Regions from separate parts of the Homo sapiens genome. Here regions 1 and 3 are each linked to region 2. The links are chromatin contacts, found by Hi-C or POLR2A ChIA-PET in ENCODE. All regions are on one chromosome and are shown on one strand. Each heading gives the region's core, a stretch centred on a gene start or an enhancer-like site at or near the end of the contact. The rest is flanking DNA. Distances are from core to core; before and after follow the strand shown.

Region 1 (3,926 bases), core at 1,357-3,856, 310 kb before region 2:
TCTCCTACTTAAACTACTATTAGGTTTTCTCTTTTTTTTTCCTTCTTGAGACAGTCTTGCTCTGTCGCCCAGGCTGCAGTGCAGAGGCACAATCTCGGCTCACTACAACCTCCACCTCCTGGGTTCAAGCAATTCTCTTGCATCAGCCTCCTGAGTAACTGGGACTACAGGCGCCCGCCATCATGCCCGGCTAATTTTTTGTAGTTTTAGTAGAGACATAATTTTACCATGTTGGCCAGGCTGATCTTGAACTCCTGACCTCAGATGATCCGCCCTCCTTGGCCTCCCACAGTGCTTGGATTACAGGTGGGAGCCACGGGTCCTGGCCAGGTTTTCTCTTAAATGCATCCAAATCCAGTTCTAATGGACACAGCCAGTTTAGAGGCTTAATATCCAAAGGAGTGCTTCCTTGAAGGAATGAAATTGAACTGAAAGTTGAGACGGCCTCTGGCCATGTCTAGCCAATTATGTATCCAATCACCCGGCAGAAAAATGTGTGAGGGAGGAGGGTTATATGCTGGATAAGTTAACTGACTATTTAAAACAAGAATCAGGTTCATGTCGCTACTCTGATCAAAACCTTCCAGTAGCTCCCAGTTCCCCTCAGAGTGGAACCCTTAAGTCTCCTCAGTTTGGTGTATTGGGCCCCTTGCTATCTGGCTTCCTAGATTTGTTTCCTGTGGTTTCCGTAACAAATTACCACAAATAGAGTGTCTTAAAACAATAGAAAGTTATTCTCTCAGAGTTCTGGAGGCTAGAAGTCCAAAATCAAAGTGCTGGCAGGGTTGATTACTTCTGGAGGCTCTAAAGGTGAATCCCTTCCATGCCTCTCTCCTATCTCGTGGTGACTTCCAGCAATCCTTGGCACTCCTTGGCTCGTGGCCCCATTGCTCCAGTCTCTGCCTCCATCTTTGCCGTGCCTTCTCCTCTGTGTGTCGTGTTTCCTCTCTGTCTGTCTCAAATCTCCCTCTGCCCTTCTCTTCTTATAAGGACACTTGTCACTGGACTTTGCCTGCCAGATGATCTAAGATGATGTCTTTATCTCAAGATCTTTAAGTTCATTCCATCTGCAAAGACCCTTTTCTCAAAGAAGGTAACATTTACAGGTTCCAGGAATTAGGGTGTGGATATATCTTTTTGGAGGTGGGGCAGGAAACACCATTCAACTCAATGCATGTCACTCCCCTGCTCGAAGCCTTCCAATAACTTCACATTCTACTCAGGGTGGAAACCAGGGTGTTTCAGCTGGGCTTGGTGGCGCATGCCTGTAATCCCAGCTACTCGGGAGGCTGAGGCAGGAGAATCGCTTGAACCAAGGAGTCAGAGGTTGCAGTGAGCCAAGATTGCGCCACTGCACTCCAGCCTGGGCGACAGAGCGAGACTCCGTCTAAAAAAAAAAAGAAAAGAAAAAAAACCGAGTGTTCATTGTGGTCAACCAGCCCTATACTACCTTGCCTCCCATTACACTGACCTCCTTTCCTACTAATCTCAATCATGCGTGTGTCCCACTTGCAATAACCTCCTTGTTGACAGTAGCTCAAGCCAGATATTCTCTGCCTCTGGGCCTTTGCACTGGCTATTTCCTCTACCTGGGAATGCTCTTCCCCCCGCATCCACATAGCTCCCTCACTTTCTTCAAGTCCTTGTTTACATGTCATCTTCTCAATGAGGTCTAATCCCATCTAAAGTTGCAACCGCACATCCTGAAAAGCTTATAATGCTTTTTATGGTTTGTAATATTTAATAGGTTTATCACCTTTTAATACACTATATAGATGACTTCTTTATTATGGTTATTGTTTATGGTCTGTGTCCACTTACCTCTGGCTCTAATGTTAGCTCAGTGAGGGCAAAGATCTTTGTTTTATTCACTGTGTATTCCAAGAGCCTGGAACAAAATAAGGCTCCCTAAGCACTTGTTGAATAAATGAATCTGTTAAGTGGATCAGGGTCTCTGGTGCCCAGTGGAGAAAAGTAGTATGGTGGGGTGACCAACTTGTTCTGATCTGCCTAAGAGTTTCCTGGTAATAGCACTGAAAGTCCCATGTCCCAGGAAAGCCATCACTCCCGGGCACACTGGGATGGGGGATCACCTAGAATTTGGGGGGAAGTGGGGTGATTGTAAGGGCAGTCTGCTTGTTCTATCAATTGTTCTGTGAATTGCATGATAGATGGAGAACCAGTGGAGGACTAGTGAAACCCTCCCCTCAGTACTGAAGACAGCAAGCCACAAAGAACATTTTAAAAGCTTCCAGAGATAAAAAGCAGATAGTATACACAAGAACAAGAATTAAGCTAGCCTTAAAACTGTCATGAAAATTTGAGGGGTCTGATGAAAATGTTCTCAAGCCTTCAAGACCCCTTTACTCTCTTTGTCTCTCTCTCTCTCTCTCTCTCTCACACACACACACACACACACACACATACACACACACACAATGAACATTCTCTTGGAAGATGTATTCTTCAGAAGGGAAACAAATTCACGAGTTGCTTCAAGTACGTATGATCAAAGGAAGAAAGGAGGAAAAGAGAGTCCCTAACAACCCAGTCTATGATCTCTGGATCGCACGGGGCAGCCTCTCTGTGGTGGCTTCAACCCTGTGGGACTCTTGCTTGGCTGGAAGCCAAGCCTCCAGCACCGTGGCTAGGACCAGGGAGCTACGCAATAACTCCGCTTCCGTAACCACTGTTTCCTGGGGGCAGGAACTTAGAGAGTCTCAGACTGCTGAATGCTTCTTCCTGTAACTAAGACCTGGAGCACAATTCGGGGAAGGAACGGGTGAGGTCCCCAGAAGATGCTGGGTTTGGGCACGAAACCGCAGAGCCCCTCTCTCCCTGCCAGCCCCCGGCCAGCCAGAAAGCCCAGAAAGCAGCACTGGATCTGAGAGATGTGGGCCCGTTGTCAGCTTCCACCTTCTCTCCCTGGACTCTACCCGCCCAGATACTGGAGGGACTACATAGGCCCATTCATTGCAAAGAATGTCCCCTAGTCCTTCTCAGAGAGGGCAATGTGGGGCCATTTCACTGCAGCTCCTGGATGAGGAGACAGACCGCACTGCTCGGCACAGCAAATCACTAAACCCTGCCCTTAGCCCCCAGGAGGAGGTGAGGTTTCCAGATACACAAATGCTCAGCCCTCCTGCCTTCCATCCTGTGGGTCCCAAACCTGGGCATTTGTGAGAGAAAATAATTCCACCTCCGAGTATAAATTGCTTTTAAAAAACAAAAGTCCCAGCTGGGCATGGTGGCTCATGCCTGTAATCCCAGCACTTTGGGAGGCCAAGGCGGGTGGATCACCTGAGGTCAGGAGTTTGAGACCAGCCTGGTCAAGATGGTGAAACCTGGTTTCTACTAAAAAGAAAAAAATTAGCTGGATGTGGTGGCACGCACCTGTAGTCCCAGCTACTGGGGAGGCTGAGGCTGGAGAACCGCTTGAACCCAGGAGGCAGAGGTTGCAGTGAGCCGAGATCATGCCACTGCATTCCAGCCTGGGTGACAGAGCAAGACTCCATCTTAAGAAAAAAAAAAAAAGGAAGTCTTTTTTATTCTAAGCATTGTTTCCAATATGCAAAAATAAGGAAATCTTTCCATTAGGGAAATCTTTCCATTAGAGAAATCATGTATATAGTTTTCAAAGCTCTTTCATTTTTTTTGAACCTCAATACAAATAGGTAGGGCCATTCTCACTTTTCTCTGTTTATAGATGAAAACATTGATATCTAGAATTAAATGTGCTTGCATTTATGCACTGTTATTTCCTTAAAATAGTGTCACAAAAATTATAATAAAATCACTGTATAAGCAAATTTTGAATTCAAATACCCCAGAAAAAATAAAACACTACATAATTCCAAAGCTGAAAGCCAGTGAATTGTAAAATGTTTTTATACTGTTGCCACAAGCTACCACCATATGAACAGGAA
Region 2 (3,956 bases), core at 893-3,392:
CAGCTTGGGGCAAACTGAAGGATTTGATGTCAATTACTGTGTTTTATGGGCTATATATGCTGAAAAGATTTTCATTCTGTTTTGAAACAAAATAAAAGGACCTGGCACAAAAGTGACTATGCCCTGACACTCTGTACAAACCAAACTTGTGTGTTAACATTGTTTCAGATTTTTAACATCCCAACTTCACAGGCTAGACTGAAATCCCAAAATTTTACTTTTAGTACACTTCAATGATTTCTTATAAATTTCCCCACTTTGATATTGAATAATGATGATGATGATGGTGGTGATGGCAACAGACACCTCTTAATAAACACTCACTGTGGGCCAGGTCCTATGCTAAGCCCATTAAACGCATCAACTTGTCACCACTGGTACAACCCTACATGATAAGTATTACTATTTCCAGTTTACAGACGAAGAAACTGAGGTTCAAGGAGATTAGACAACCTGTCCAAAGTTACACAGCTAAGGGGTAAAGGGAACTTAACACCCAAGTCTGTGCTCCTTCTTCACTAAATCTTCGACTTCTTAGATGTCAAACTCTGAAAATTTTCTCTTTTTTCCTATAATCTGCCATGCTTCTACCCTTTTCCTACTTCTCTCCTACTGAGGCTGTTCAGGAATATCTCATGATGAACTCCAGCTCTAAATTCATTTGAAAAAATATTTACTGAGTGCTCACATTAATGCTTCATTCGGTGATTTGCAAAGGTTTCTTAGGAGCCCACTGTGTGCTAGATGCTGTGCTGGGTGCTGAGGATTCATCGGTTCACAACATTGACAAAAATGCCCCGCCCACGTGGAGCTAACATTCCAGAGAAGGCAAAAAGACAATAAAGATAGAGATAAGAAATACAGGGATGGCTCAAAGATAATAAATGCTAAAGGAAAGCAGGCTAGGGGAACGGGAAGAGAGAATATTAGGGAAGATGTACACGTGTGTAGGACTGCAATTTTAAATGTTAGGAAAACATAATATTTGAGCAAAGACTTTCTGGGGTATGAGGGTTAGTTTTATGTGTCAACTTGGCTAGGCTATTATTAATTATTATTATTTAATTAAATTATTTAATCAAACACTAATCTAGCTGTTACTGTGAAGGTATTTTGTAGATGCGGTCTGCTTTGAACGGCATTTCTAGCGGCCCTGGCCTTGTATTACACTGGACACTCTACTGATTACCAACTCACTCACTTTTGGGAGACTGTGGGGTTTAGGAACTATGTTGACATACTTTATTTTGAACTGCCTTCACAAAAACTGACAAGCAGGGAGGACCGGTAATATCACCCTTATTTTACAGACAAGAAACTAAGACTCAAAGAGGGAGACTAACCTGTAAGAGATAACAGAATAAATAGCAGAGCTGGGTGTCAGGCCACCATCCTATCCTTCTTGACAATATACTGGAAAGGAATTTGCAATCACTTCTAACTGCTCACCTTCCAGCCACCATTCACTCTTCAACCATTTCAATCTGACACACCCCCTAACTCAGATGTTTTGCTTTTTTAGGGGGGTGAGGTGGGGACTGTAGTTTTCCATGAATTACATACATTAAGGGTGTCTGTCAGTCAAGCGGCGCCTTAAGGAGATGTCTCATTCCCCCAGGCTACTGTCTTCAGAACAAACACATTAACCAAAACCAGTGAAAAGAACATGATAAGAATCCCGGGCCCAAGGATTACAAAGTACACAGCTCAGAACAATCTCTAAAGGAAGCACGCAGGGTAAAATACCCAACAGCCTCCTCTACGTTCCTCTAAATTTCCCACTGAAATCCCTTAAAGAGAAAACATTCACCACTACAATAATATCCAAGATTGTCAGCCTATCCCACAGTCTGGGAGGGATTCCTACAACTCCAAGGACGATGTGACCAAGGACAACAGCCAGCAGGAACCACCTGTGCTGGGCCCCCGCAGCGAGGGGCAAACACCTCTCTCCCGGTTCAGAGAAGCAAGATCTGTGCCCAACAAAAAACTAGACAGCCGTCTCTCTCTGTGGTGCCTGCTGCTTTTTTGTGAAAGAAAAACATAAGCTGTTCCCAATACCTTCCCAAGCAGCCGACAAACGAGGGCTCTTCCGCCTTAAACTTTCCCCATACCGGGCGGAGCCCCAAGCCACAGGAAACCTCCAGCAGGAAGTCGGGCTGCCAGGGCGGTGGCGGGCGCGGTGCATCCTGGGAGTTGTAGTCCGTTCTCGGAGGCGCAGGCGCAGTGGTGAAGGCGGGGAGCTGGGGGCAGCACCGCAGAGGATTGTACTTTTTCCTGAATGATACAGTCCTCCTTCCACATCCTTGGGGAATTGGTTCCAGGACCTGTGCTGATACCAAATCCGGAATGCTCAAGTCCCTGATATAAAATGGCGTAATATTTGCATATCGCCTACGCACATCCTCCGTGTACTTTAAATCTTCTCTGGATTATTTCTAATACCTAATGCAATGTAAATAATTGTTATACTGTGTTGTTTAGGGAATAATGGTAAGGAAAAGTCTGTACGTGTTCAGTACAGATGCAATTTATTAAAGGATATTTTCGATTCCTGGTTGATTGAATCCATCGGTGGGGAACACTGTGGATACCGAGGGCCAAATGTATGAGGGTGTCGAAAAAAAGTCAGGGGGTGCCGTTAGGAGACCTCGTTTCACAGAGGGAGGGTGATCTGATGAATGTCGGCCGCACAGGAAGACTTGGCTTGGAAACGGGTGTCGGCCTCCGTCCAGTCTCAGATCTGAAATGGACTGAGATAGCCCCCAAGTGGACAGAGTGGGGTGAAGAATAACCCACACGATCTACAAACGGGACTGTGGAACTGTGACAAAACGTCGTAGAATCAAGGAAGGCGAGCCGACGCAGACTCAGAGAAAGAACAAACCTCAGAGTCATCTACCTTATAAATAGAACTTTTTAAAAAATTTTTGGCTTCTTCAAAAACTATCCCCCCAAAAAAAACAACAACAAAAAGCACCAACGCATATTATATATTAGGACTTGTAGGCAAATGAACGTATGGCACAGTCTGGACTCATATACATCAAAATGTTAAAATTAGTCTTCTTTGGATGAGAGTGTTGCATTTTATAAAACTTATGTGTATTTTCCTCATTGTTTACAAAGATGAAATAATTTTTTGGTTTGAAATAAGTATAAAGAAAAACACATAGAGCAATTTTTAAACACCTTGGTATCTACGACAAAGTTTTATCATATTTACTTCAGATCCTTCCTCTCTTCCTTCCTTCCTTCCTCCCTGTTTCTTTCTAGAAAAGAAAAGAAAACCAAAAAAATTATGGCCGTGCACGATTGCTCATACCTGTAATCCCAGCACTTTGGGAGGCCGAGCCGGGCGGATCACAAGGTCAAGAGTTCAAGACCATCCTGGCCAACATGGTGAAACCCCGTCTCTACTAAAAATACAAAAATTACCTGGGCGTGGTGGCACGCACCTGTAGTCCCAGCTACTCGGGAGAATAAGGCAGAAGAATCGCTTAAGCCTGAGAGGCAGAGGTTGCAGTGAGCTGAAACTGTGCCACTGCACACCAGCCTGGGTGACAGAGTGAGACTCTGTCTAAAAAAAAAAAAAAAAAAAAGAAAATTGAATTTGACTAATGACTAATGAAATGGGTTGTGTGGAAGACCTGGGTGACCAAATAAAATGCATAACTGTGCAAGTCAAATGCCTGCCACCCAATCTTCATTCTTGTGGAATTTTGAAGTTGGCCAGATAGCCAGTCTCAAAAAATCTCCATCCCCAAAAAACACACATGCAAAAAACAAAAACTTTACAAGTAGTGTCCCTTATGTAGCCCTTTGTCCTCTGCAGGGAAATGCATACATACATACATAGATTCTGCAGAGTATTTATGTATATGTCTCTGTGTTTTTGTTTTTTGAGACAGGGTCTCACTCTGTCTCTCAGAACTGGAGTGCAATAGCACTCATGG
Region 3 (3,790 bases), core at 365-2,864, 370 kb before region 2:
GAGTACCCCTTTTATGTCTCTTTCCGTGTCTTGACCCAGGACAGAAATTCTCCTCATGCCATGGGCAGAGACACTGCACTCATCCCGCAGCTGCCCCACCTGTGCCTGGGGCAGGGGTTGGGAGGTAAGGATAGGAAATTTAACTCAGTAAAAAAAAGCACATTTAGGATAGCTTTTCTTTCTTTATTTTTTGAGACAGAGTCTCACTCTGGTGCCCAGGCTGGAGTGCAGTGGTGCGATCTCGGCTCACTGCAACCTCCTTCTCCTGGGTTCAAGCTATTCTCCTGCCTCAGTCTCCCGAGTAGTTGAGATTACAGGCATCCACCACCATGCCCGGCTAATTTTTGTAGTTTTAGTAGAGACAGCTTTCACCATGTTGGCCAGGCTGGTCTCAAACTACTGACTTCAGGTGATCCGCCCCCCTTGGCCTCCCAAAGTGGGATCAAGCTTTTCAACTGGAGTAGAACTTAGAATGGCCAATGAGTGATGATTTCAAACAGAAGAGACTAGTTACCAGAATATTAGTGGATCAACTTTTAATGCCGGGAATTGATAGAGAATGATGGAACCCAGCTCTTAAGGAGTGTGAACTAATCAGGGACGTTACCAGCTCAATCAAGTACGAACCCATCAGTCAACCATCCCCCGCCCGCTTTTTTGGGGGGAAAGAAACAAGTGGAAGCAAGCTCATTTTTGCTAGCTTGGTTAGTTTTGTTTGTCATTGCTAGAATATGTGACGTAGGTATGATGCTGGCCTGCCCAAGTTCACGGCCTCGGGCCAGGTGCGCCCATAGAGAAGTGAGAGCAGCCTCTCAAGTCTCAGGAGTTAACTTCACAGCAGCCGCAGCTGGTTTGTCCTGATCAATGATCACCGGTGATCTGCATATCAACAGATGGTGCTGGGAGCAGACACTGGGTCTCATTCAGTGATTCACGTCTATAATCCTCCTTGGGTGCTCTTTGCATAAAAGCTGTTGACAGATAATCTGCTTTAGGGATCAAAGAGCAACTCAAGGGGGCTGCATCCTTCTGATAGTTTCCCAGTCCAAGCGGTAGACTCCACGGGAATAGGGGAGATTTTTGAGTTAAAAACAGAAGGAACAGGTAGGATGAGAACTGGCAGGAACTGAGGACCTGTGAAAACCATGTGGCCTAAGTGGAAGGAATTTTGGAGCCCAGCAAACCAGAGTTCAAATCCCATCCCAGCCACCTCACACGACTCATTCCACTTTATTGATCCTCAGTTTCCTCCTCTGAAAAATGGAGATAATCATACCTTTTTTCAGAGTTAAGTGGTTTCAGGTAGGGAAAGCTTTGGCACGATGTCTTCCGCACGATGTCTGGCGCGGAAAAGGCCAATCCTATCAAATGGGCCTTTTAAAAGGCCACTTTTAAAAATGGCACTTTGAAAAATCCTCTTCTAGGGAGGGATGGGGCCGGACAGTCCATTTCTTACTTGATATCTACAGACCATTTGCAGAGGAAAAGTCTCAAATCCCCTTGACGAAAAGAAAAGCAGCACCACGTTGCATCTGCCTTGCACAGGAAGCTGGAAGCTTTGCACGGGGGTGAAAGTTACAGGCAGACACTGCCCGCGGGGCTCCGGACAGCAAGGAGCGAGCCCTCTGAGCCTGGCCACGCTGGCCCGCCACTGCCCTCTGCTGGCGGCTGCGGTCTTCACCACCGCCCGCAGCCGTCCCCGTAGTCCGCCGAGAGGCGCCAGGCTGGGCCAGCCTTGAATTCTGGGTTTGCTTCTCCCGGTTTGAAGGCCACCCCCAGGATTCGCAGGAATCTGACAGCTGCTTGTGACTGTGCTGAAGATGCCGAGAATGTAGGCAGAGCCCGGGCAGGGCCGGCGGGCAGGCGGCCACGCGCTGCAGCAAACGCGAGCCTCGGGGCCTTGAACCTGGAGCCGGGGCCTTGCCTGGGCTGTCCTGGCTGGGAGTCTCGTGCTGTGCCCCCCGCTTCCTCATTCCCCCACCCCACCCTCCTAACCCTTGTTGTGTTTCATTTTCCCTTTTAGGATATGTGCTTCTTATTTGGGATTTTATTATTCTTGACCCCAGCCCTTTCTTTCCCTCCTTCTCTTAGTTCCTCTTTTGGTTGAGTTTATGATTTTTTTAAACCACAATTTGTAATGGTCACTGCAGTGGACGTTTAACTTTGAACACCCCTTTGTTCCTCCAAAGGCGAAATTCCTCCTGCGCCCTGCATGGCCCATTCAGGAGCGTCTGTGACCCAACCTCTCTGGCTCTGGGGAGAGGGCAAAGTGTGGCATCCAGCCCTAGCCAGGCCAGCGAGGAGCCGCATTCCTGCCACAGTGACCGTGGCTCCAGGATCCAGGCTGGGCGGGAGGATTCTTCATGCTGGAGGAATCCATTCCTCTCGGTGGCCGAGCTGGGAAGAAATGTCCCCATGTGAAGACATGGCCCCAGGAAGAGACGCTGGGGCTACAGCCAGGGCCGCGGGGAGGGCAGCAGGGGAGGGTGAGTTCTGCTCTCCTGGCTCCTGCCTCACCCCTGCTTCTTTTTGCAGGAGCCAGCAGCCCTCTCTCTGCCTGGAGCAGCAGGCCTGGGATTTCTGTCACTTGCTTCCTTTGCCTGTCCCTGGCTCCTCTCTCTGCCGTCATCACGTTTCTGGCCACCTTGCCCTCCTCCTCTGAGCTCACAGCTCCTGGGCAGGGTCCTGGCTGTGGAGGGCACCAGTTGAGAGCCACTATAGATGAAGGCTCTAGGCCGCAGTTGAGGCTTCTGAGTACTGGGCCTTAGCTGCCTGACTTTGCCCCTTTCTCCAAGGCCAATCACCGGTGGCAAATCTCACAAGCGACTTTGTGTTAAAAGTGATGACTACCTACGTTTACCTCTCACGAAGAGCTTACATTTAGTTTAAAAATTATCTATGATGAAAATATTCGAATGCACAAAACAGTGTGATAACACGGGACAGTGCTCCGCCCTGGTTTCCTGTGTCTTCCTCCCCACACTGGAATATTTTTAAAGCAAATACCAGACATCCCATCTGAAGTCATAAATACTTCTGTGCCTGTCTCTAGTACTGAGGTACTTTTAAAAAAACATACTCTTGTTATCACACCCAACAAAATGAATATAACTATTTAATATCATTCAATACCCAGTCCATATTGAGTTTTCCATAATTATCTTTAAAATGCCTCTGTGAAATTCGTTTATTTGAATCAGCATTCAGGCCGGGAAAGGTGGCTCACGCCTGTAATCCCAGCACTTTGGGAGGCCAAGGCTGGCAGATCTCTGGAGCCCAGGAGTTTGAGACCATACTGGGCAACATGGTGAAACCCTGTCTCTACAAGAAATACAAAAATTAGCTGTGTGTGGTGGTGTGCACCTGTAGTACTAGCTGCTCAGGAGGCTGAGGCAGGAGAATCACTTGAGCCAGGGAGTTGAAGGTTGTGGTGAGCCGAGATTGCACCACTGCACTCCAGCCTGAGTGACAGAGTGAGACTCTGTCTCAAAAAAGAAAAGAAGGAAAAAAAAAAAAAGAATCAGCATTCAAACAAAACCCATGCATTTTATTTATGTTTCTTGAGTGTCTTTTAACTGATAATGGTTCGCCTCCATTTTATTAATTCTTGTCTATTTATTTATGGAGGGAACTGGGTCATCTGTCTGAAAACATCCCATATTCTGGATTAGGCTGATTGTATCCTCGTGGTGCCATTAGCATGTTCCTTAGTCTCCTGTATTTCTTGCAGACTCCTAGTTTGATCTACAGGTCTTAGATTCAGGTTCCATGTGTCTTAGGCAAGAATCCA

Evidence for each region. A loop is a pair of places that touch in the nucleus more often than their neighbours do. ChIA-PET counts read pairs that join two places held with the same protein, here RNA polymerase II (POLR2A). Pooled maps may share reads with other maps.
Region 1: a pooled map shows a loop between it and region 2 (3-fold over the local background). The contact joins the enhancer-like site here to the promoter of LINC02427 in region 2. A Hi-C loop is called at or near these places in 7 of 50 pooled maps. POLR2A ChIA-PET finds 5 or more read pairs at or near these places in 5 of 52 experiments (OCI-LY7, Panc1, T-cell and 2 more).
Region 3: a loop to region 2 is called in a map of IMR-90, with 11 times the contacts of the local background. The contact joins the enhancer-like site here to the promoter of LINC02427 in region 2. A Hi-C loop is called at or near these places in 3 of 168 maps with a recorded cell type or tissue (IMR-90, PC-9 and posterior cingulate gyrus), 3 of 37 single-sample maps with no recorded cell type and 15 of 50 pooled maps. POLR2A ChIA-PET finds 5 or more read pairs at or near these places in 1 of 52 experiments (OCI-LY7).

The regions. Positions count from the first base shown.
Region 1 is chr4:184,227,610-184,231,535 of GRCh38, forward strand. No RefSeq gene overlaps it. Among named protein-coding and RNA genes, the nearest start is that of ENPP6, 12 kb to the left of the region's middle. Within about 2 kb of position 2,607, at least 3 of the 41 ENCODE cell types and tissues checked have a DNase peak (open chromatin) inside an H3K27ac peak, as active enhancers do.
Region 2 is chr4:184,535,441-184,539,396 of GRCh38, forward strand. LINC02427 (long intergenic non-protein coding RNA 2427) reads right to left here and starts at 2,143. Exons shown (of 3, transcript NR_147158.1): 1 at 2,062-2,143. RefSeq lists enhancers at 1,874-2,083, 2,154-2,483.
Region 3 is chr4:184,166,942-184,170,731 of GRCh38, forward strand. The region is part of intron 1 of ENPP6 (ectonucleotide pyrophosphatase/phosphodiesterase 6); the gene reads right to left. Among named protein-coding and RNA genes, the nearest start is that of ENPP6, 49 kb to the right of the region's middle. RefSeq lists enhancers at 471-1,242, 1,703-1,752, 1,893-1,942. Within about 2 kb of position 1,615, at least 2 of the 41 ENCODE cell types and tissues checked have a DNase peak (open chromatin) inside an H3K27ac peak, as active enhancers do.